Regions from separate parts of the Homo sapiens genome. Here all the other regions are linked to region 2. The links are chromatin contacts, found by Hi-C or POLR2A ChIA-PET in ENCODE. All regions are on one chromosome and are shown on one strand. Each heading gives the region's core, a stretch centred on a gene start or an enhancer-like site at or near the end of the contact. The rest is flanking DNA. Distances are from core to core; before and after follow the strand shown. Region 1 overlaps TMCC1 (transmembrane and coiled-coil domain family 1). Region 2 overlaps IFT122 (intraflagellar transport 122). Region 3 has its middle 38 kb from the start of TRH.

What was found. Hi-C counts contacts between places; a loop is a spot of excess contacts on that map. ChIA-PET counts read pairs that join two places held with the same protein, here RNA polymerase II (POLR2A). Pooled maps may share reads with other maps.
Region 1: a map of left ventricle myocardium inferior shows a loop between it and region 2 (2.6-fold over the local background). The contact joins two enhancer-like sites. A Hi-C loop is called at or near these places in 28 of 168 maps with a recorded cell type or tissue (CD14-positive monocyte, K562, Ramos and 19 more) and 7 of 50 pooled maps. POLR2A ChIA-PET finds 5 or more read pairs at or near these places in 2 of 52 experiments (A673 and activated T-cell).
Region 3: a pooled map of right lobe of liver shows a loop between it and region 2 (2.2-fold over the local background). The contact joins two enhancer-like sites. A Hi-C loop is called at or near these places in 13 of 168 maps with a recorded cell type or tissue (CD14-positive monocyte, HAP-1, Ramos and 8 more), 1 of 37 single-sample maps with no recorded cell type and 3 of 50 pooled maps.

What each region holds. Positions count from the first base shown.
Region 1 is chr3:129,825,636-129,829,962 of GRCh38, reverse strand. It overlaps TMCC1 (transmembrane and coiled-coil domain family 1), which reads left to right. Exons shown (of 7, transcript NM_001017395.5): 4 at 1,455-2,160. The coding sequence starts at 1,585. Among named protein-coding and RNA genes, the nearest start is that of TMCC1, 66 kb to the left of the region's middle. Within about 2 kb of position 2,007, at least 3 of the 41 ENCODE cell types and tissues checked have a DNase peak (open chromatin) inside an H3K27ac peak, as active enhancers do.
Region 2 is chr3:129,466,313-129,471,109 of GRCh38, reverse strand. IFT122 (intraflagellar transport 122) reads right to left here. Exons shown (of 30, transcript NM_052989.3): 8 at 4,044-4,220; 9 at 1,693-1,768. Among named protein-coding and RNA genes, the nearest start is that of IFT122, 28 kb to the right of the region's middle. Within about 2 kb of position 1,734, at least 2 of the 41 ENCODE cell types and tissues checked have a DNase peak (open chromatin) inside an H3K27ac peak, as active enhancers do.
Region 3 is chr3:129,934,220-129,938,431 of GRCh38, reverse strand. No RefSeq gene overlaps it. Among named protein-coding and RNA genes, the nearest start is that of TRH, 38 kb to the left of the region's middle. Within about 2 kb of position 1,516, at least 13 of the 41 ENCODE cell types and tissues checked have a DNase peak (open chromatin) inside an H3K27ac peak, as active enhancers do.

The sequences.
Region 1 (4,327 bases), core at 758-3,257, 360 kb before region 2:
ATTAGGTAATGGAATCACAGGCATGAAAGAATATGGACAGTGGAGCCACAATGACAGTGCCCATAAAATATTTGAAAAAAGTCTTCTGAGAGTAGTCATCAGGAACAAAACTTTAGTGAGTTTGCATTCCTGTTCCACTAAACTCTAGTAGCCTTGAGTTCACAGGGAACTCTTTTATTCAGCTAATTTATGGCTTTCTAGATTGCCACTTGGTGGCAGCAAGTCCACATATTCCCAGAACAGGAGCACCATGGTGCTTCATTGGTAGTGGCTTAAATTGTTGAAGTACTTGGTAGTGTAGGGAGTTTTAAAGTCCTTTAAACAAAAATTTAAAGAAAAATATGGAAATAACCTCCTACATCATATTTTGCATTCTGTAGCAGCTTCTGTGCATGTATATAATTTTGTCTTATATATTTGCACAAATACAGTACAAAAATAAACACTTTCTATTAGGAAAAATCTCATCATCTCCCATCCCCCCCTCCCTTTTTTTTTTTTTTTTTTTTTGCATGTGATTTTAGTAACCATGGCAGTTGCGTTGATTTTACATCTCTTAGTTTCAGCTTCCTTTTAATTTCTTGCATTTAATACTGGTATATGTTTGCTGTTTGACCTTTCTTTTTCTCTACTTTTCTATCCTACCCAGTTACTTTGCTTTTGAGTTTGTATGGATATATGGGAAGCTTCTGTCAGGGATGACACTATAGAGAAAGGGATTTCTTTGAATCTCCTTTCTTGATAGCTGGTACTGAGCAAAGCTCTAGTCTCTGATTCTGATTCTGTCTGAACCATTCACTCATATGGTGCCAGAAAGGTCATTTGTGCTTCAGCAGAGAATTCAACTTACAGGATTTTTATTTCCATTCTCTTCTCAAAAGAGCAAACCTGTCATCTCTAGTTACCAGTGAACTTGATGAATATGAATGGTAACACACTTTTCCATTAAAATCCACATATAGTTAGATTGGGATATCCATTTCTCACTGTTGTTCTTTGATTATACTGAGTTTCAGCCTGTGAATAATTAACTGTGGTTATGAATGAGAGGGATTAAATTGCCTCAGCTAGAGTAAACCTATTGGATGGTCTCTTCTCTTGATTTCCCAAGCAATGGCTGTTCTGTCAACTACCATTATAGTGTCCATTCCAAGATGGCTCCTCTAATATCTAATTCTGTATATATTGAATCTTGTAGGGATTTTTGCTTTTGAACATTGCTGTTTTAATTTCCTATGGACTTGTTCTGGGCTTTTTCTCTCATTCTAAAAAATAATCATTACCCACTATCTAGAAAACTGTCTTTTAATCTTCTGATTAAAGATTGCTTAATGATAGTGCCTATTTGTTTGGCCAGTAGCATGTTTTTCTTTGTTTTAACACTGGAGTTTCTGCATGGATTTATAATATAAGGTTTTTTTTTTGTTTTTTTGTTTTTTTGTTTTTAACATTAGATAGGCATGAAGCCTTCGTCTCACAGCTGCATGCGTAGTCACTGTTGAAGCAAATGCCTACCTAATTTGACACTCTTGGTGTGTTTAAAAAATTTTTTTGAGTTTGCAAATAAGCATATTAAGTCTACTGATGGAGCCTTCGGGCAGTGAACAGTTATTTGAGGACCCTGATCCTGGAGGCAAATCCCAAGATGCAGAGGCCAGAAAGCAGACAGAATCAGAACAAAAATTGTCTAAAATGACCCACAATGCTTTGGAGAACATTAACGTGATTGGCCAAGGCTTGAAGCATCTCTTCCAGCACCAGCGCAGGAGGTCATCAGTGTCTCCACATGATGTGCAGCAAATTCAGGCAGATCCAGAACCTGAAATGGATCTGGAAAGCCAGAACGCATGTGCTGAGATTGATGGTGTCCCCACCCACCCCACAGCTCTGAATCGTGTCCTGCAGCAGATTCGAGTGCCACCCAAGATGAAGAGAGGGACAAGCTTGCATAGTAGGCGGGGCAAGCCAGAGGCCCCAAAGGGAAGTCCCCAAATCAACAGGAAGTCTGGTCAGGAGATGACAGCTGTTATGCAGTCAGGCCGACCCAGGTCTTCATCCACAACTGATGCACCTACCAGCTCTGCTATGATGGAAATAGCTTGTGCTGCTGCTGCTGCTGCTGCTGCATGTCTACCAGGAGAGGAGGGAACTGCGGAGCGGGTAAGTTTGTAAGATTTTGTTTTTCTGTTAACTTACTGTTTTTCATACCTAGGACTCTCCAGACTTTCCTTTGGTAACTAAAAAGATATCTCAGCAAATACCTTAAAGTTGTGGTAAAAGAATTTTTCCCCTTTTCAAATGGGTAAATAATAATTATAGCTAATGAATGAATGCTTAGAATTATATTCCTATTTCCTTCCTAACATAGTGCTATATTTTATTTTATCCTTTCGTTAAAACCTTAAGTATATTTCATGTATTCTTTCTGTATATTTGAGGGTCAGTTTTATGGTAGAGCAATAAAGATGCTTTGTTTCTTATTGTTTTGATTTTGCACATGGAGATGGCTTTCTTACATTAATGAATGTAGTGAATAAAGTTCTAGAATCTGAGTTTGTGCTTACCATGGAAGTACACTAAGTTGGTTATAATTTTCATATACTTTGTAGTACATCAGCAGCATTCATTTTACATTTTGCATGCCACAGTAGAGCATATACATTATTATAGTGTACTATTAATAAACAGATTGTTTTGGGTTTACCCAAAACCAGGCATATTAAATCTAGGAGAAACTTTTTCCATATAACTCTCAGTTATGGTTAGTTGAGGCACATAGAAGAAATAGTCCTGCTAGGGTTTGAAAACTCAGGTACGCGTAGCCATGCAGGTAGTGACAATGAGTGAACTTAGGTGTTATGGAGCTTGGACAAACTGAGGAGTTCCTGCTTTGTTTAACAGAGGCAATGTCTTAGCTTTAGCTGATGGTTGAAATTTAGTACTGTGGGCACAGTCTTGCCAGAGCTTCTGATTTTTTTCAAGAGAAACTGGAAATCTAGATGGGAAATCTCTTGATTTTTAACAGATATGCAAGCCACACTGAACACATTTGTGGGCTAGGTCTGCCTTGTAAGTTACCATTCAACTATCTTTCAGCATTACTTTTGTGTATTCCTTAAGGTTTTTGTTTGATCGTTTTCATTCTGTGTCTGCTTGCGGTACAGTTAGGTTTTTTTTTATTGGATATTAAGTTACCTGGAAATATAAATACTGAGTCTAGTACCTTAAACTTTTCCTAAGGTTTTTTTTTTATTGGATATTAAGTTACCTGGAAATATAAATATTGAGTCTAGAACTTTAAACCTTTCCTACCTAAATATGATATTTAAAACATATAGATAATGGACAGTAAATCACTTTAAACCTGTCAAAATAATGATGTGAATTAAAATTCAAAAAATTTAAATGGGGAAAAGTACCACATATTTATGTGTATATTCATTTTATTTTTTTTGGAGACAGGGTCTTACCCTGTCACCTAGGCTGGGGTGCAGTGGTGTGATCGTGGCTCACTGCAGCCTTAACCTCCCCAGACTCAGGTGATCATCCCACCTCAGCCTCCTGAGTAGCTGGTACTACAGGCGCATGCCAGCATGTCTGGCCAATTTTTTTTTTTTTTTTTTTGTAGAGAGGAGATTTTGCCTTGTTGCCCAGGCCAGTCTCAAACTCCTGAGTTCAAGTGATCCATCCACCTCAGCCTCCCAAAGTGCTGAGGTTACAGGCATGAGCCACCGTGTCCAGCCTATATTAGTTATCTTTGAAATAAAAAGAATATTTGGTCACTGATTACCCAAACTAGTTGGCAGTAAAGATTGACAGTGCAGCTATGTACCTTGTCTTAATCTTCAGCCTTTACCAGAGAACATTAAGGAATTTACAGCTAGTGATTCTGGGATTATAGACTTTTATGTTAAAAAGAAAAAGTGTAAGTAAAGCAGATTTTATTGGAAAACTTCAAGAGAAAGAGGGCAAAGTGAGAACTTTTTTCATAACATTGTTTCTTTAATGCTTTGTCAACTTTATTAGCATATGCTTACAGTAAAATCCACCAGTTTTAAGTGTACATCTTGACTAGTTTTGAAAAATGTGTAGTTTTATAGTAACACAGTCATTATATAGAACATTCCCATTACCCCCAAATAATGATTTCTCATGCCCCTTGGCTGCAGTCAGTCCCTCTTACCCAACCGGTGGCCTCTGGTAGCCGCTGATCTGCTTTCTATTGCTATAGTTTTGCCTTTTCTAGAATTTCCTAAAAAATTAGATCATGCAGTCTTTTGTGTTTGACTTCTTTCATTTAGTGTAATACTTTTCAACTGTTGTTGAT
Region 2 (4,797 bases), core at 485-2,984:
GGTGTGAAATCTGTACCCAGCACCTTTACTCTAATCCTTGGCATTTCCTGCCTACTAATAAGTCATCCTACTACCATGCTCTCTATATTTTAATCCACCCTCCATGGAAACAAGTTATTCTTCTGAAGCAAGAATCTGTGATGCCACTTCCTGCCACCTATGGCTCCTGAATACTTACAGTATATGATGTTCAAACTTCTTATTCACACTACTCAGGTCCTTTATAATCACATCTCCAGCCAGGCGTGGTGGCAGCTCATGCCTGTAATCCCAGCACTTTGGGAGACTGAGGCAGGTGGATCACCTGAGGTCAGGAGCTTGAGACCAGCCTGACCAACATGGAGAAACCCCGTCTCTACTAAAAATACAAAATTAGCCGGACATGGTGGCACATGCCTGTAATCCCAGCTACCCAGGAGGCTGAGGCAGGAGAATCTCTTGAACCCGTGAGGCAGAGGTCGCAGTGAACCGAGATTGAGCCATTACACTCCAGCCTAGGCGACAGAGTGAGACTCTGTCTCAAAACAAACAAACAAAAAATCATAGGCCGGGCGTGGTGGCTCATGCCTGTAATCCCAGCACTTTGGGAGGCTGAGGCGGGCGGATCACGAGGTCAGGAGATTGAGACCATCCTGGCTAACACAGTGAAACCCCGTCTCTACTAAAAATACAAAAAATATTAGCCAGGCGTGGTGGTGGGCGCCTGTAGTCCCAGCTACTCAGGAGGCTGAGGTAGGAGAATGGCGTGAACCCAGGAGGCGGAGCTTGCAGTGAGCCAAGACTGAGCCACTGCACTCCAGCCTGGGCCACAGAGTGAGACTCCATCTCGAAAAAAATTAAAAATAAATAAATAAATAAATAAATAAATAAAAAATCATACCCCCATGTTCCTCTTCAGCTCTGTTTTCAGGTCACAAACTCTGAGATGCAGTCACCCTGTACAACTCACCATTCTCTGAACTGTCATATATTTTCATTCCTTCCTGCCTTGATACATGCTATTTTTTTTTCTGCCTGAAACACCATTCCCAATGTCCTTAGCCTAACTCAAAGATGGCCTGCTCAAAGATAACCTCTAACAAGACCTCCCATCTCTACCAAGTAGTGATGTTACCCTCTTTTGTGTCCCAAAAAGCTGTCTATCTGTACAGCTTTCTATTGTGTCACATACCACACCACACAGGGGCTCTTTGCTATCAAGTGTGTCTCCGCCAGCCTGTGAGCTCTTGCAGGTAGAGGCTATCACTTTCCCAGCTCTATGTCAGCAGCTCCTTTATGAAAGGGCTTTCCTGAGTGGGTACTCATAAATACTGGTTGAATGAAAGAAAGCGAATAGAGGAAAGTAAGGTCAAAATTAAGAGCTAGATTTTAAAGTCAAACCAACCTGGGTTTAACTCCTAGGCTCCACCATTTACTAGCTGTGTGAGATCTTGGGCATATAATTTCACTGCTCTGAGTTCTGGTTTACTCATTTCTAAAAAGTTGATAAGGAAAGTAGTACCCACTTCATTGGGTTTTATAAGAATAAAATAGGATAAAGTATGCAAAGCAGTGAGCACAGTATCTGGTACCACAGCAAATGCTCAATAAGCAGGAACTAACAATGATAATGTATAATTAATAGTAACAGAATCTCAGAAAATGAAAATATAACAGGCATGACTGCAATTGGATTTGTACAGGGCTACATACCTGTTTTCCACTCAGCTGGTAGAAGGAAACTTTCTGTCCCCAGTCAGCCACAGCCAGGATGTCATTACGTTCCTCTCTAATCAACAGAAGATAAAAGAGGTTATGAAGGGCCACAGCCTGCTGATGAGTATAGCTCTAAGGGCTTAAACAACAGGAACAAGGAAGTCCTGGCCTCAGGTTGCCAAATGTTGTACAGCTTTACTGAAGCCAAAAGTTATAATTTGGCCCAACCCATCAATCAGTCTTACGGGATGAAGCAGAGTTGAGGTTCAGCCTTCCTGGGATCTGCTGTTTCACTGAGTCCCCTGCTATGACCTTATGGTGCTGGGGACACTGCTGCAGCTGAAGAAGATAAACCTCTCATTTCAGAGCTTACTGGGGAGCAACACTAAGATAGGCAAGGCTGCAATATTGAGACTGCTTTTCTCTTACATACTAGAAAATGTGGGGAGATGGCAGAGAAACATCTCTTGCAGCACAAAGACATTTTTTAATAGAAGGGAAACTTGCTTGCTCTTCCTGAAGAAAGAAAATTAACACCTAAAAATAGGTTCTCCTGCAGGCGGGGGTCCTTGCACAGGTGAAATGGTTTCTGACTGAATCTAATTTTCAAAAAAGAGCAATGGGCTCTGAAAACAAACAACTGTCTTTGAAACTGAGAACCTATGGGGATCAGTGCTGTGGGGCTGGGACTGTAGGACCAGCACACAGGAGAAACTCCCTTGCCTGAGGCTGGAGAGCAAGCTACCTGGGAATCTAGTTCAAGAGAAAAGCGGCAGCCCGTGATGGCTCACGCTTGTAATTCCAGCACTTTGGGAGGTTGAGGCAGGTGGATCACCTGAGGTCAGGAGTTCTAGACCAGCCTGGCCAACATGGGGAAACCCTATCTTTACTGAAAATGCAAAATTAGTTCGGCGTGGTGTCGCGTGTCTGTAATCCCAGCTATTCCAGAGGCTGAGGCACAAGAATCGCTTAGAACCCGGGAGGCGGAAGTTGCAGTGAGCCGAGATCGTGCCACTGCACTCCAGCCCAGGTGACAGAGCCAGACTCTGTCACAAAAAAAAAAAAGAAAAGCATTCCTAGCCCTTGAGGCTGGGTCTTAATCCACCTAATGTTGCCTCTTTGTTTATTAATTCCAGCTTTTCTGATCCCAGTGTCTTGTGGTAACCTGGTAGCACCACTGGATATGTAGGCAGGCAAGGTAAAGCCTTGTTTGTAAAACCCAGCCAAGAGTGGCAAATGTCATAGGCACTAACCCAAAACTAAGGGAAAAGAGACAAAGACCGAGAGGGATGTTAATGAGGGAGCCTGCAGATGACCTTTGTGTGACTGGCACTGATGTCCAAAGTCCAAACACAATCCAGGAGCCCAGCCCACCAGTGAGCCCTCTTGGGGAGGCCACATATGGCTCTGGGCTGGGCTCAGTCCCTGTGAGATGGATCAGTGATTTTCAACCCCCTTTTACCTCCTGGGGCAGTAGGATTCTTTATGAAACAAAAACTCATGTTGAAACAATCAAAGGCACTGAGATGGGGACCCAAAGCCATACCTTCCTCCTTTACTGGTCCCCACTTCCCAGCCCCCATGACCTCAGGGTGGGATTCTTCCAAGGAAACTCAGGTACTATGTAAAACAGTTTGGAAAGTCTCAAGCTAGATCTCTACTGCCAAACTGAGATATCCTGGCTACCCCAGCTTTCCCCACTCTGGCCTGCCCATGTTTTCCCTACAGGCAATCTCAACTGAAGAGAAGAATGACTAGACAGCCAGGATTTGGGAGTGAAGACTGTGGCTAAGGTAAGGGCTTCCTCTCTGATATACATCCTAGAAAATGCAAGGTAAGGTAAGGGATAGTGTGGGAACAGGCTAAGAAACGTGTCCAGTAATAGAGGAAGTGTCGAGTGATGGGGCATCCACAAAAGGGCACACTTTTCAGACATTAAAAATCATGTTCTTCGAAGGATTTGTAATGTTACTGGAAAGGGTTCACACTATAATGTTAAGTGAAAAAAAAAGCAGAATATGACTTAGTTAATTATATGAACACACGAAAAGACTGAGGAGAAATACACTAGATTGCTAACAGTGATTTCCTCAGGGGATGGGGTTTTATCAGAAAAGTTGAACTTTCTCCTTTAGTCTTTTCAGTATTTCCTATAGTTTCTCACAGGATCACTTTATACCCACACACAAGTTTTAAGGGTATGTCTCCTTTTTTTGAAGGCGCTTTCACCCACAGTTCCCCCTAGTCCCTGCACTCCCTTGGCCAAAGAGTTTAACATCTGTCCTGGCAAGTCTGTGTGGGGCCTGGGCCCTTACCAGAAGGGTTCCCACTCACTGGGACACACTCACAAGTTGTCGTCCCTGGGACTGTCGTCCTCTTCCTCTGGTTCTTCCTCCTCTGCCTCACTACCCTGACTACTGTACACTGCTGACTTCAGAGTGGAAGGGATTTCCTGAATATATCTGTTGACAATGACATCCTCGGCATCCTCATTCTCTCTGTTCATCCAGAAACTCTCCCATCGGCTGTAGACAGTAAGTAGTTGTTCAAAATTACATTGCCTAGAACTACACTAAAACTATAATTTAAAATCCTGGCAAGGAGCCCCTGGGGGCCAGGTGCAGTGACTCACGCCTGTAATCCCAGCACTTCAGGAGGCCGAGGCAAGTGAATCGCTCGAGATCAGGAGTTCAAGACCAGCCTGGCCAACATGGTGAAACCCTGTCTCTACCAAAAATACAAAAAATTAGACAGGTGTAGTGGCATGTGCCTGTGATCCAAGCTACTTGGGAGGCTGAGGTGAGAGGATTGCTTGAACCTGGGAGGCGGAGGTTGCAGTGAGCCAAGATCGCACTACTGCACTGCAGCCTGGGTGACAGAGTGAGACCCCGTCTCAAAAAAAAAAAAAAAAAAAAAAAAGAATAAAAATAAAAAATAAAAGGAGCCTCTGAACCCTACCTGGAGGAGGACAGCCACCAGGTATACAGGGCCTCCTGCTTCTCATGAATTAAAAATGGTAGCCTAGAGCCACCAAGTCCTCTGCAGCCACAAATCAAACAGCAGGAACTCTGGGGCAGGCTAATGGCCTTTGACAGCATTAGA
Region 3 (4,212 bases), core at 267-2,766, 470 kb before region 2:
CTTAAATAGTCAATTGGGCAGTAATGACATGCTTTCCCACGAGACAAAAACCAGCTGGAGAGCATTAGCCGGGACTTGAGCTCCCAGTAATCCCCAGTCCCCGTACTCTCTGTTGTCTCACAGCCTGCCCACTCCCAACTGTAGGCATTCATTCATACATTCATTCATTCAACAAATCACTGTCGAGTGTCTACTATGTGCCAGTGAACTGGACAGGGACAATGATCCCTGCCTTCCTAAAGCTCAAATTACGTGAAAGGAGACAAGACAATAAGCAGATAAATAACTAAAATACGCACGTAGCTGAGGGCAGCCAGAGAAAAATCAAGCAGGGGAGGGGCTGGGGTGCCAGGGTGGAGATGAGTATACGGGTTTCAATAGGTGGCCAGGGAAGGCCTCACCAAATAGGGACATTGAGCAAAGGCCTGAAGGAGGGGAGCAGGCGGACTGTGTGGATATTGGGAGGAGAAAGTTCCCAGCAGAGGGAGCAGCCATGCAAGGCCGCAGGGGCACAAGCGCTCACCGGTCAGAGGGGCAGCGAGGAGGCAGCGTCCGTCCGGTGAGTGAGGCCCAGATGAAACTGGGAGGACACATGGGCCAGGTGTTGAGGGGCTTTGAGGGCTACCTGGCCTTTACTCTGAGGGAGTGAGAGACACAGTTCTGAGCAGAGGCTGGAGGTGACAGAGTTTCACAGGACCTCTCTGGCTACTGTGTGGGGAGTGCAGATAGGGAGACCAGGGAGGAGCATTTTCCCCTTGCTTTAAAAAGAAAAAAACTGGCCAGGCGCAGTGGGTCATGCCTATAATCCCAGCACATTGGGAGGCCAAGGCGGGCGGATCACGAGGTCAAGAGATCGAGACCATCATGGCCAACACGGTGAAACCCCGTCTCTACTAAAAATACAAAAATTAGCCAGGCGTGGTGGCATGTGCCTGTAGTCCCAGCTACTCGGGAGGCTGAGGCAGGAGAATCACTTGAACCTGGGAAGCGGAGGTTGCAGTGAGCCGAGATTGTGCCACTGCACTCCAGCCTGGAGACAGAACAAGACTCGTCTCAAAAAAAAAAAAAAAAAAAAGAAAGAAAAAGAAAAAAACTGCAGTAAAACATAGGAGGCAGGAGAATAGAGTCTGCAGGCAGGGAACCTAAGGCAGGCAGCCTTATGCCTCACTCCGACTTCCTTGAACTAACTTGAAAGGAAAATCCTAACTTTCCATGCCTAAGTAAAAAACGACCAGAGGCTACTCCCTTTGCAAACCCCCAGCCTTTTCTGGACAGCAGATGGGAAATTGGCTGTCCACAACCAATCAGACTGATTGCCTGTTGAGTCTTCCTTCGCAACTTTGTAACTTCACTCCAGCCTCTGAATGGTTGCTGTCCACAACCAATCAGACTGATTGCAGCTGAGTCTTCTTTTGCATAGAAGTATAACTTTGTAACTTCACCCTAGCCTCTGATTGGTTGCAAAAACCACCTGACTGATCACGGGCTACCACTTCATTTACATGAGGTAAGCATGAAGTGCCCAGTGGGAAACTTCTAGAGGGTATTTTGACCCAAGAAGATTCTGTATGGCTGGCCCTTGAGCCGCTGCTCTTGCCGCTCCCACGCTGTGGAGTGTACTTTCGTTTTCAATAAATCCCTGCTTTTGTTCTTTTGTTGCTTCATTTTCTCTGCTTTGCTGGGCGTTTTGTTCAATTCTTTGTTCAAAACACCAAGAACCTGGACAATTGGCAGTCACGACCCTTTACCAGTGACACATATATAACATAAAATGTATTGTTTTAGCCATTTTAAGTGTTCAATTCAGCGGCGTTAAGTACATCCACAATGTCATATAGTCATCACTACTCTATATTTCCATAATGTTTCATCACCCCAAACAAAAACTCTGAACCCATTAAGCAATAACGCCCCATTCTCCCTTCCCCCCTGCAGTCCTTGGTAACCTGTAATTTACTTCCTGTACTGATGAATTTGCCTGTTCAAGACGTTTGATATAGGCTGGGCATGGTGGCTCACGCCTGTAATCCCAGCACTTTGGGAGGCTGAGGTGGGCGGATCACTTGAGGTCACGAGTTCGAGACCAGCCTGGCCAACATGGCGAAACCTCGTCTCTACTAAAAATATAAAGATTAGCCGGGCGATTAGCTGGCCATGGTGGCAGGCACCTGTAATCCCAGCTACTCGGGAGGCTGAGGCAGGAGAATCACTTGAACCCGGGAGGCAGAGGTTGCAGTGAGCCAAGATCACGTCATTGCACTCCAGCCTGGGTTGCAAGAGTGAAACTCCACCTCCAAAAAAAAAAAAAAAAAAGATGTTTGATATAAGTGGGATCATGCAACATTTGGCCTTTTGTATCTGGCTTATTCCACTAAACACAATGTTTTCAAGGTTCCTCCATGTTGATGGATGTATCAGTACTCATTCCTTTATTCCTTCTGATGGCTGAATAGTATTTCATTACATAGATATATTGCATTTCATCATCAGGTTCTCATGGTGAACCACTCATCTGTTGATAGCCATTTGGGTTATATCTAACTTTTGACTATTGTGAATACTGATATGAACATGGTTGTATAAGTATGTGTTTGATTCTCTACTTTCAGTTCTTTTGGGTATATACCCAGAAGTAGAATTCCTGGATCATATGGTAATTCTATGTTTAACTTTTCTTTCTTTCTTTTTTTTAGATACAGGGTCTCACTCTGTCACCCAGGCTGGAGTACAGTGGCACAATCACGGCTCACTGCAGCCTCAACCTCACAGGCTCAAGTGATACACTCACCTCAGCCTCCTGAGTAGCTGAGACTGCAGGCATGCACCACCATGCCCAGCTAATTTTTTCAATTTTTTATAGAGGTGGGGCCTCTCCGTGTTGCCCAGGCTGGTCTCAAACTCATAGGCTTAAGTGACCTTCCTGTCTTGGCCTCCTAAAATGCTGGGAATACGGGCATAAGCCGCTGCACCCAGCCTATGTTTAACTTTTTCAGAAATCACCATACTGTTTTCACAGCAGCTGCACCATTTTATCTTCCTACCAACAATGTATAAGCGTTCCAATTTCTCCACATCCTTACCACCACTTGTTATGTTTCATTTTTTAAATAAAAGCTGTGCTAATGGGTGTGAAAGGGTATCTCACTGCAGTTCTGATTCACATGGCCCTAATGACTAATGATGTTGAGCATCTTTTCCTGTGTTTGTTGTCCATTTGTGTATCTTCTTTGGAGAAATGTCTAGGGAGGAATCTTTTCCAATTGAGAGATGATGTTGGCTCACACCAGAGTAAGAGCAGAGAAAGTAGTGTGAAGTGGTCAGGCTCTAGGCATGTCTTTGGAGGATGGAGCAGACAGGGTTTGCTGATGGACTAAACGTAGGGTATAGGATAAATAAAGATGACTCTAGCATTTCAGGACTGAGAAATCACTGAGATGGAAGGCTTCAGGGTAAGCACGCTTGTGGGGAGGAAGAGGAGTTAGGTAGGATTCTGAGACCCCTGCAACTTGAGGATTGGAACCCTAGGAGGAATTTAATGCTTCGAGAAAGTGAACAGTGGGAGAAGAGAGGTTTCCTATCATTTACCACCAAGCTGTCTATGAGAACCTTCTAGGGTCACTTTTTCACTTTAGCAATTCCTGGTCACCTGGAGTCATTGGCCCGGCTAGACTCCCCAGTCTCATTCCTAGTTTGAGACCTTAGAGGTGGGAAATGTTCCTCAGGCTGCAGATCTAATTATGGCCTGCAGGTGGCACTGCAGAGCCAGAAATAACCAGGGCCCTGCGACGGTGGGCTACGGACCCGGGACCAAAAATTGGAGTTGAATTGTAGAAAAGCACAGTTCTCAAATCTTTGCACCAGCGGATTTGAGGACTCAAAGCAGTAAATGTCGAACCCAAGTTTTCAACGGGAAGGTCCCAGCGGGTAGCTGATTCCAAGAGACACATGCACGAGTTCATTTACCGCCGGTGAATAGTTACTGGGTATCTGTCGAGCACCTACTAAGGGCCACGCGGTGTGTTAGGTGCTGTGGATTCAGCCGTGACCAGGAAAGACTCAGTGCCTGCCTCAGAGTTGTATGGAGGCTGAAACAACAAGAAACACACCAACAAACAGATAAAATAATAAGATAACTACAGATTGCATTATAGGGGAAAGAAACGGGATTATGTGATGGAGAATAAGGGAGGAAGGGAATTATGTGAGGAGATG